2 separate regions of the Homo sapiens genome follow, and region 2 is linked to region 1. A link is an interaction called in ENCODE POLR2A ChIA-PET data of the cell type or tissue named here. Cell type or tissue: Caco-2. All regions are shown on one strand. Links, peaks and the distances in the headings refer to the core of each region. The heading gives the core; the rest is flanking DNA.

Evidence for each region. ChIA-PET counts read pairs that join two places held together with the same protein. Peaks named below come from ENCODE experiments on the same cell type or tissue, not always from the same donor. Only the 100,000 strongest peaks of a DNase experiment are listed, where the experiment ranks them.
Region 2: POLR2A ChIA-PET joins it to region 1 with 5 read pairs; 4 of 35 experiments call an interaction of 5 or more read pairs at or near these places.

The regions. Positions count from the first base shown.
Region 1 is chr1:211,732,819-211,738,299 of GRCh38, reverse strand. No RefSeq gene overlaps it. Among named protein-coding and RNA genes, the nearest start is that of NEK2-DT, 60 kb to the right of the region's middle. RefSeq lists an enhancer at 2,474-2,973. In Caco-2, for the core only: no CTCF peak of the experiment used is centred there; a DNase peak (open chromatin) is centred at 2,379.
Region 2 is chr1:211,900,546-211,906,026 of GRCh38, reverse strand. No RefSeq gene overlaps it. Among named protein-coding and RNA genes, the nearest start is that of LPGAT1-AS1, 72 kb to the right of the region's middle. In Caco-2, for the core only: no CTCF peak of the experiment used is centred there; no DNase peak of the experiment used is centred there.

The sequences.
Region 1 (5,481 bases), core at 660-4,659:
GAATTAGGAGGCATTTTTTCTTTTTTGACAGGCTGAAAGGCTTCCTAGGTGAGATTTCCATCGCTGGTTGAAGGAAGGGAAAAGGCTGAGTGGGAGGTGCAAGGGCTGCTAATCTGAAAATTACCGGAATTTCCTTAATTTCCACTCTTTAGAAAATGTCTGCTGCACAAGGAGAGGGTGGTGAGAATCCAGTGAGATAATCCTCATGGAAGGGTTTGGAGAACCTTGTAACACTTCACCAGAGTGAGGGGCAATGACAATTCGAGTCCACGATAAAAAAATAAAATAAAATAAAAAAAGGCCCTTTCTTGTCACTAGAAGAATTCACAAAGAGGCTGGGTGAGCCTGTGCCAGGGTGCTGGGTGGGAAAACCCACTCTGGTTGGGGGATGGACCAGCTGGCCCCTAAGGCCTGTCTCCCCCTGGCCCCTAAGGCCTGTCTCCCCCCAGCCCCCAACTTCCATGCGCCGTTGTCACAGGGACCCTGATAAAAGCTCCCACTGTGCCTGGGTTTCTGTTGTGCTCAGAGGAGGGAAGAAACAATGAGCTCAGCTTGGCCAGAGGACAGGTCTCATTTTGCTCTCATCACTTACAGAGGCCTCTCCCCAAGCAGCAAACTACCAGGCAGGACCAGCTACGTTGTCTGTGTGACCCAGTACAAAATGAAAATGCGACTCCCTGTTCAAAGAGCATTACGAATTTCAAGTCGGCAACAGAAGAGCAGTAAAACGCAGGCACCTCATGAAGGCTGCCCTGTCATGAGAACCACGAAGGAGGAAATGAGGAATGGGAAGGAGCCAGGCCCCTGGGGGTGGTCCATGTCCCCTTGTTGTCCCTCCTGCCAAGGCACTGCACAAGATGTTCTTAGAGAGGAGGAGATGTGAGTAGCAAACTGTAGGGTGTGGAAGCTCAGCCCGCCAAGGCATCCCAGAACTGTGCCCTGAAGGCCAGGAGACCAGGCATCCACCGACCATCCCCCGGTGGTTAAGGGCTGCCCCTGCAGTGGGTGGAAAAGGCTCCCATGGCACCAGAGAAGCCTCAAGGCCTGAAGCTGAAAGGCCCTAGGTGTGGGAAAGATGCTGCCTGGGGTAAGCGTGAGTCCCACGGAGCAGGAGCCACCTGCCACAGGGCAGCTGAACACTGAGCCAAGGGAACATGGCCAGGGGCGCCTAAGACATCTGCACAGGGGCCACCAGACTTCCCGAGGAACCAGCCTCCCAGTGCAGCATGGGGTGGGGTCTGCAAGGTCTGTGAACAAAATAACATTTGTGGTGCTCTGTGAATTCACGTGCCCTTCCTTTCCTCACTGACTGCAGTTGTCCATTATTTGAGCTGCCCCCTTTCCCACCCACTGTGCAGTCACACCATGGAACCACAACCAGGTTGCACAAGAAAGCAGGACAAAGGGGTGGGATCAGTCAGCTAGTGTTTGCAGAATGTGTCTACTGGGTAGACTGGAAAGGGGCCTAGAGATGGGACACAAGCTCTGCCACCATTACAGTCACATGTTGACATGTGCAGATGGCATCACAGAGATTAGCTGTGGCGATGCTGAAGGGCTTTGGGGCAGGGGTTAATCCCTAGGGGCTGCCTAGAGAGGGAGGCACAAAGCTCAGGGAAAGGTTCAGAGCACATTTCACTGCTGGCAGAAGGATGCTGGAGACTCGTGCTGCCTCCATCCTCAGTCGCCCGGGCAGCAGCTCGCATCCAGGCTCCACCTGGCTGCCTGCCTGACACTGCTCTGGATCCAGCAGGCCAGCTCAGATCTCCTTGCCAAGTTCTTCCATCCCCAAGGCCCTCTTTCTTGGCCACATTTCCTCGAAACCACTTTCTAGGCCCTTGTTGCCTCCCACATTGTTCTGAGAAATGGGCTGGCAAACTACCCAGGCCAGAACCCCTGAATCTTCGAGCAGAGAAGCAAGCTGATCATAGTTATTAATCAGTCTTCGAGGGGGAAGGATCCAGGCATAGGAAACAGGAATCTTAGGGAAATACCCCAGCTCAGCTCCTTTCTAGCCAGATGGGTCACATTTCCTCAGTTTCCACATCTTGAGACAATAATCAGCTGCCATGAGATCAAATGAAATCGCACCTGAGAATGGAATTTTCTAACCAATGGAGTTTTATGTAAACATAACATTTAATAACCACCGTTTGCTGCTGTTGTGCCTTCTCCTACGCTCTCCCGTGGCACACACAGTGGGCTTTGTTATGTGGAACTTATTATCTTGGCAAACTCCCATTGGTCTGGAGTCTAAACTGGACACTCAAACAGGCCGATTGTGGGTTGTCTCAGGCCTGCAGGGGCACTTGATCCTGGTTCAGAGCCAGGAATGCGCAGATCCAGCTCTTCGGAGCTCCGTGGCCTTGGGCAAACTCCTTGATTTTCTGTCGCCTCTTGTGACTCATCTCGTGACTCATCTGACAAAGGAGGTTATTATGCCTGCCCTGTCTGCCTCCCGGGTTCCCAGGAGGGTCACGCTAGATGCGAATGGTTCTACACAGGGGCGTGCTAGATGGTCAAGCGCTGCAGAGATGCGGGGGGTAATGACTGGGGGGAAAAGCTTTCTACCTTGATTCCACAGCACACATCCTTTCATCAGGCCTAATGTGGACCGGGAGGCAGAGACAAGATCTGGAAACATTTTCTGGAACATCTGAGAGTTAGTGCACAAAATAAATACTCACCCTCTTCCTAGGCAGGAGTACATTAGTCCTTACCATTATGGTGGTGGTGGTTGTATTAAGGTTATTATGGGTCAGAACAAAGAAAAGGGGAGGGGATGGAGTGGAATTTGAGTCCCAGGAAAGGAAGAAGAAAATGTCAAGAAGTCTTGGGAGGACTGGCAGGAACCTGAAGGGAGGAGCCAGACAGCAGGGGACCAGACAGCCCGGGATTGGGGAGCTGGCCAGATGAAGGAGGTGGCACGTTTGTTCCTGCACCACGCAAGAAGCACCTAGAGGGAAGGAGGGAAAGCTGAGAAAGCGTAAAGCAAGGGCGGGCAGTCTTTCCCAAGCATGGGGCCACTGACTCCCTGGCACATGCAGGCTCGTATAGATGGGCAGTAGAGAGACAAAGAAAGGAAGGAAGACGTAGGTTGCCTGGAAGGAGCCAAAGAACCATGGTGGTGGTTTGAAATGGTATATAATTGTGTGAAGGGACAAGGTGGGCAGTGGCCCTCTGGTCTCTCTGGGAGCAGGAGCTTCCTGCACAGGCATCACCAATCATCGGGAGTGAAAAGGAGCCTGGACTTTATTATTTTATTCTTCCTTCTCCACTTCCTTTCAGTCAATATGTACTGAGTACTTACTGCATGCTAGGCACTGTGCCAGGTGCTGGGCATACGGTAGGGAGCAAAACAGACAAGGTCTCCTGGAGCGTGTATTCTACTCAGGAGAGATGGAAAACAACTGAATAAAATACGGTTGACTCTCCTTCTTCACAGATTCCATATTTGCAAATTTGCCCACTCAATGAAACTTACTTGAAACACCAAAATCAATACTCACAGACTTTCGGAGTCATTCGCGGAAGTGCAGAGAAGCAGTAATTTTGAGTTGCTCGAGACCTTCTTGTTTCTGCTCTCATATCATAAACAATCATCCTTTTCACGGTCTGTTTGATGCTGCAGTTTTTTTGCATTGTTGTGTTTTTATTTGGTGAGTTCACTATTTAAAAAGGCCCCCAAGCTTAGTGCTGAAGTGCTGTCTCGTGTTTCTGAGTGCAAGGAAGCAGTGACAGGCCCGACAGAGAAAATACGTATGTTAGATAAGCTTCGTTCAGGTGTGAGTTAGTGCTGTTGGCCGTGAGTTCACTACAAATGAATCAGCAGTATACACAGTTGACTCTTGAGCAACACGAGTTTAAACAGCATAGGTCCATTTATATGCAAACTTTTTTCAATAAAAGTTACACCAAGTGTGCCTGCCTCTCCTGCCGCCCCTTCCAACACCTCCACCTCTTCCACCTCTGCCACCACTGAGGCAGCAAGACCAACCCCTCTTCTTCCTCCTCCTCAGCTTACTCAAGGTGAAGACAAGGATGAAGCGTTTTATGATGATCACTTCTACTTAATGAATAGTAAATATGTTTTCTCTTCCTTATGATTTTCTTAATAACATTTTCTTTCCTCTAGCTTACTTTACTGTAATAAGAATACAGTATATATAATACATATATAAAACGAGTGTTAATCAACTGTTTATGTTATCAGTAAGGCTTCCAACTAACAGTGGGCTATTAGTAATTTAAGTTTTGGGGAGTCAAAAATTCTACATGGATTTTGACATGCACAGTGGGGGTTAGTACCCCTAACTCCCTCATTGTTCAAGGGTCAACTGTATTAACTAAGGTGTCTTTAAGCAGAAACACACATAAAACAAGGTTATATATTGCTTGATGGATGGAAATGTTGTTGCCAGTGGCTTGCAAAAACCTAACCTCCATTTACCCGATAGTTCAGTACTCACTAGCTCAGTGTTCATGGTGACTTTATAAAGCATAGCTACCCCAAATAATGAGGAAGGACAGTAATTTTATTTATAAGTGCAATAAAGAAGATCAAGTGGGGATAGATTAGAGTATGATTGGAAGGGGGCTGGTGATCCAGGAGGCTCTTTGGGGAGGTGACAATTGAGCTAAGACCCAATGACAAGAAGCAGGCAGCCACGTGAGGACCTTTGCAGAGAATTCCAGGGGATGGGGACAGCAGGGGCACCAGCCCTGGGGTGGGAAAGCTATGGTGGGCATGGCTGGGGCAGATTGAGAGCCCAGCTGGACGGTGGAGCAACTGGAAGAGGAAAGCATCACACAAGAGGAGGCAGAGAGTCGGGCACAGTGGCTCATGCCTGTAATCCCAGCACTTTGGGAGGCCAAGGCGGGCAGATCACCTGAGGCCAGGAGTTTGAGACCAGCCTGGCCAACACGGTGAAACCCCATCTCTACTAAAAGAAACCAACAAACAAAAATATATATATATATGTACACAAAAATTAGCTGGGCGTGATGGTGCATGTCTGTAATCCCAGCTACTTAGGAGGCTGAGGCAGGAGGATCGCCTGAACCTGGGAGGCAGAGGTTGCAGTGAGCCGAGATGGCGCCACTGCACTCCAGCCTGGGCAACAGAGTGAGACTCCATCTCAAAAGAATTTAAAAAATAAAAATAAAAGAGGAGGCAGAGAGAAGGCCCCTGAGGGCCACATGAGGACTGTGGCTTTGATTCTTAGTTCCATGAAAGTCACTGGAAAGTTTTCAGTGGAACAACGAAACTGATCTATGGTGTTCACAGATACCCGGCTGCTGTGTGGGGAATGAGCCAAAGTGACCAGACTGGAAGTGGGGGTCCCGTTGGGAGGTGACTGCACTATCCAGGCTTGAGACGGCATAGCCTCCATCAAGGTTGTGGCACTGGAGACAGATTCAGGTCTATTCTGGAGGAAGAGTTAAGCTTGATTTGCTGATGAATTAAATGTAGAAAGTGAA
Region 2 (5,481 bases), core at 717-4,716, 170 kb before region 1:
TTGTAAATATCTACTAGTGTATATATGGGGTTTAATTTACATTTTCCAATTACTAATAAGGCTGAATATTTTTCATGTTGTTTATTGGCCATTTGTAGTTTCTCTTTTGTGCCTATTCAAAACCTTTGGAGAGAGCTCCTGGGTTATCTATCATTTTTATGTTAATCTGTAGGAATTCTTTTATGTAATAATTAATCTTTTACATAATGTTGCAAATATGTTCTCTCACCTTGTGGCTTGTCTTTTTACTCTCTATCTGGTGTTTTGATGAACAGAGTAGTTAAATTTAATATGGTTAAACTTACCTATCTTTTTATCCCTCAGTCTGTATCTCTTCCTATCTATGGTTCACGTTCAGGATCTCTGAAAGCTCATCTAATTGGTTGACCAGGCACAGTATAGGGAAATGTGGTGTGGTTGATACTCTCATACCAGACCATTTCCTAGGTCCTGGGCCACCTATGGATGTCTGCCTTGGGGTCAATGCGAATCTCTGGATCTAGTAGCTGGGGCCTAAGATGGAGAGTACCACTTAATTTTTATTTACTTATTTGTTTTTTTTTTTGAGACAGGGCTCACTCTGTTGCCCAGGATGGAGTGCAGTGGCCCTATCTTGGCTCACTGCAACCTCCCGCTCCTGGGTTCAAGAGATTCTCCTGCCTCAGCCTCCCAAGTTGCTGGGATTGCAGACACCCGCCACCATGCCTGGCTAATTTTTGTATTTTTAGTAGAGATGGGGTTTCACTATGTGGGCCAGGCTGATCATGAACTCCTGGCCTCCTGTGATCCACCCACCTCAGCCTCCAAAAATGCTGGGATTACAGGTATGAGCCACCATGCCTGGCCTAGAATACCATTAAAAGCAATAAATAGGCCAGGCGTGGTGGCTCATGCTTGTAATCTCAGTACTTTGGGAGGCCAAGGCAGGTGAAACACATGAGGCCAGGAGTTTGTGACCAGCCTGGCCCACAAGGCAAAACCCATCGCTAATAAAAATACAAAACTTACCTGGGTGTGGTGGTGGGGGCTTGTAATCCCAGCTACTTGGGAGGCTGAGGCAGGAGCATCACTTGAAACCAGGAGACGGAGGCTGCAATGAGCTGGGATTGCACCACTGCACTCCAGCCTGAGCAACAGAGTGCGACTCTGTCACAAAATAATAATAAAATTAAAATAAATAAATAAATAATGGGGCAGGAGGAAATCAGACAAAGAATAAGATAGCCAAGTCTAGAAATATTACTCTTGGATCAAGAAAACATGATCTACATATACAATGGAATATTATTCAGCCTTTAAAAAGAAGGAAATATTGTCATTTGCAACATCATGGATGAACCCAGAGGAAATTATGTTAAGTGAAATAAACCAGGCACAGAAAGATAAATGCCACATGATCTTACTTATACATGAAGTGTGGAAAAGTCAGACTCATGGAAACAGAGTTAAATGGTGGTTATCGGAGGCCAGTGGTAAGGGGATTGGGGATATGTTGGTCAAAGGACACAGATTTAGTTAGACAGAAGGAATAAGTCTAAGAGGTCTATTGTATACCATGGGACTACAATTAATAACAATGTATTATGTACTTGAAAATTGAAAAAAGAAAGAAAAATAAATATTATTTACTGATAATAAAGCTCTTAATCCACATCCAGAGATAAAGAAAATAATTAGCAGGAGACTTCTTAGAAGTTATATAATTTCAGAGTATGGGAGTTTGAAAAAAAAACTATTTGGTAATTGAATACCTAATAACAATAACCCAACTAAAATGTGATTTTTTACACAGTTTATTGATTAAATTAGGGTGATTCCAAAGTTAGCACCAGGAAGTTATAAGTTTAAAACTTCATGAGAGTCTGTTGAAATGATAACTACAATTGCAATCTAACAGGTGGCAGTCCAAAGTCTAGAGGGAGGACAGCCAGTGAGTTAAGATTTGCCAGTGTCCATTGAGGGATTTCCAAGAGAGCTGGATTGGATAGACAACATTCCTGTCACTTCAGGAAGCTCCGTTTCAGTTCTTGAAAATGAGAACATCCTCCTACCAGAAGCCTCAAGCTCAAATGAGGAAAGGAGCTGCTGGGAACTTGCATGCGGCAGACTGCTAACAGGAAAACTCTGCAGGAAAGATCCAGAGAACCAGCAAACAGCTATACCAGAATCACTGGCTCATGCAAACCTATAAGCATTTATCAAATGCCTGCCATGTGGCAGATACTGTGGTGGATACAAAGTTGAAGATAAGTTCCCTGTATCCACTAGAACTCTTCATGTTGCAAGCTAGAAAGAACTTGGCTCCAACTTAATAGCAATTGTTTTGGCTCATGTAAAAGGAAGTTCAGAGGTAGGACAGGCTTCAGGGTTAGATTCATTCAGTAGCTTTTGGGTCATCTCCCATGTACTGGTCTCTTCTTCAGACTGGCTTCCCTCATTGTGCCAGATTGGCTCTTTTTGACATCAGGATTTACAAAAGAGAGGAAAAGTTCTAATGGAAGTTAGAACTTTCCCAGAAACACCTTTCCCAGAAACACCTTTCCCAGAAACACCTTTCCCAGAAACACCTAGTGAAGATTGCCTTGTTCTTCATTGGTTCACATTGGATCACATGATCTTTCCAAAATTAATTCCTGTATCCAGAGAAATGCCATGCATTGTATGGTTCAGAAACCCAGGCATACACCAGTTGGCTTGGCAAACAGCATGGGAATGATTACCTCTAGATAATAAAAACTCATCTCTGGAGCTAGGGGTTGGAATCATCTTCCTCCAAAGCCAATAGGCCAGAGAGTGAATACTGAGTGAAATTTGGGATACTATCAGAGAGTGGCAGAAAGCATACTATGTCATCTTCCAATAAATACCCATTACAGTTTCAATTTGCAAGAAGTTTACAGTTTAGAGGGGAAGACAGGGCTGTAATTTACTCATAATGAAGAAGTGATATGAGAGCTACAAAGTGCTTTTAGAAACTAGAGAAGAAGGCTGTTTATAGCACCTGAGGGATCAAGGAGCTGGGCTGTAATAGATGCATTTTTGAAAGATACAAAAATAGAAATACATTTGTTGCAGGATCCTTGGGGTGTTGCTTTTCTGGCCAGAAACCTCTGTGGCTGTTTGTGCTTTTGTTTGAGTTTTGCTCAGGCCTGCTGGGCTCATTCCATCCACTCGGCCTGGCAGGTTGCACTCGGCTCATACTACTGGTCTGGATCCCACACCTGCCAAGGGCGAGCCAGGTGTGCAGTAGCGAGGGGTGTGTGAGCAAGTGAGTGTGGGGTCTGGCCATGGTGCACAGTGAGGCACACTGGCTGCTGCAGTGGTGCAGGCAGCTCCAGGTGCCAGCATGGGCACTGGCTCTCTGCAAGGCTGCAGCTGGACCAGGTGCACTGCAAACAGCTTCTCACAGCTGCCACTGGGGAACACAGTGGTGCCTGGAAGCTTGGAGACTCCAGGAATCACAGGGCCCCAAAGAGGGAGTGCCAGCCTTGGCTCAAGGAGCTCCAAAGTCTCGGCTCCCCAAAGGACCACAGCTATTCTCACCTTCTCTTCAACTGTAACATGGTGAGAAAGGGGTGTGTTTCAGTCCTGTTTATGTTATAGCTCTTTGAGCCCTGCCATTTGGCAGTTCCTGAGTTCTTGTCCTGCTCCAGGAAGAATGAGATATGTGGACAAGTGGAGGGTGAGTACGGAGAAGACAAGCTTTATTGAGTGACAGCTCAGAGGAGACCCTGGAGTGGGTAGCTCCTCTCTGCAGCTGGTCATCCTGATGTCTGCTGCTCTCAGTAGAAAGGCGGCCCTGGAGTGAGTAGGGTAGCTCCTCTCTGCAGCTGGTTGTCCCAACATCTGCAGCTCTCAGTAGAGAGGAGGCCCTGGTATGGGTAGCTCCACTCTGCAGCTGGTCATCCTGACATCTGCTGCTCTCAGCAGAGAGGAGGCCCTGGAGTGTGTAGCTCCTCTCTGCAGCTGATCATCCTGATATCTGCTCAGCTCTGGCTGAGCTGGGAGATTTCATGGGCCTCAGAGGTGAGGAAGTGAGCATCAGTTGGTCCATGGGTGGCCATGGGTGGGCTCAGAAAAAGCACCACAAGTTCCCATTCTGATTTGTGGGGACTGGCAGCCTGGCCCCCAGCTTTCAAGCCCTCCCTGGCCTGAAGGTGGGGCCTCACCAGGCCTCCACCCTCTTCCACCCAGGAGCCTATTTGCCTCCCACTGCCAATGACGCCCAGGCTGTTCACACCCAGGAGCACCTGCAGGCCAATGCTGAGCTGCCCTCAGCCCCACCTAGGCTTCCCTCCCATGCTTGTTGGTGGCCAAAGTCTGGAGGGGGCCAAGCTGGCAGGGGGCTGTCATGTCAGCACTGCCCCAAGCGTGTGCACATCCAGCTAGGTGCGACAGCACCTGGGCTCAGCCCCAACCTTGCTCCAAGATCAGATCAGGTGCCAGGAGTGGGAGAGACCAGGCAGCAGGAGCACACACCTCTGAGCCTATGGGGGGAGGGGGCCTTCCCAGGCCCCCAAGAGTGCAGAGATACCCAGCTCTGCAGCCCCAGCTTGGGTGGCTGTAGCTGCACCCAGGGGAAAGGGTTCCTGTATGCTCTGTGGAATGAAATACATGGGTCCACAGCTATGATTTTCGGTGACTGTAGCTGCACCCGGAGGGCAGAGCTCCTCCCTGCTCCCAGCACTCCCAAGAGCACAGGTAGGCCCAGGTCTGCAGCCACGACTTGGGTGGCTGAGGCTGTGCTTGGGAGGGTGGGGCTCCTGCCTGCTCCCAGCACACCTGAGAACACACGGAGGGGAAGTAAGGAATGAGTTAAATGTGTAGTAATATGGAAACATCCAAGTGAAAATATCTGAAGAAAATTTGGGAGCAGACAGACCTTGAGAGGCAGAGTTGGAAGCCATTAGCATAAGAGAAATGAACTGCCATATACTAAATACTACATAGATGTCAGATTTGTTCTAAGCATTTTATTTGTATTATTTCTTTTAACTTTCATAATGCAGTACAGAGAATTCTGTCTTAATTTTACTAAAAAGGAATCTGGCACTCGAAAAGGTAACTTACCAAGGCCATTCAGCTGGTCAATGGATGAGCAGGATTCAAACCCAGTTATTCCAGAATCTGGGAGCTGAAGCTATGAATATGGCCAAGGTTGCTCAGGAATAGAAGAAAGAAGACATTTTCCAGTCTTAGTCTCCAAAATGCAGCAATCCTCAATTCACGCAAATGCTTTGACTTTTTATTAATATATTTGTTCAACATTCTTTTGTTGTCCATAGCTCTTTTATCCCCATAATGCCTGGGATCTTTTTGGCTACAAGTAACTGGAAACACTGACTCAGCAAGCCAAAGCAATAAGGAAAAAGTATCACCTCATATAACAAGAAGTCCCAGCTGGGCTTATAGTGGCTCAGGCCTATAATCCCAGCACTTTTGAATGCTGAGGCAGGTGGATCACTTGAGGCCAGGAGTTCA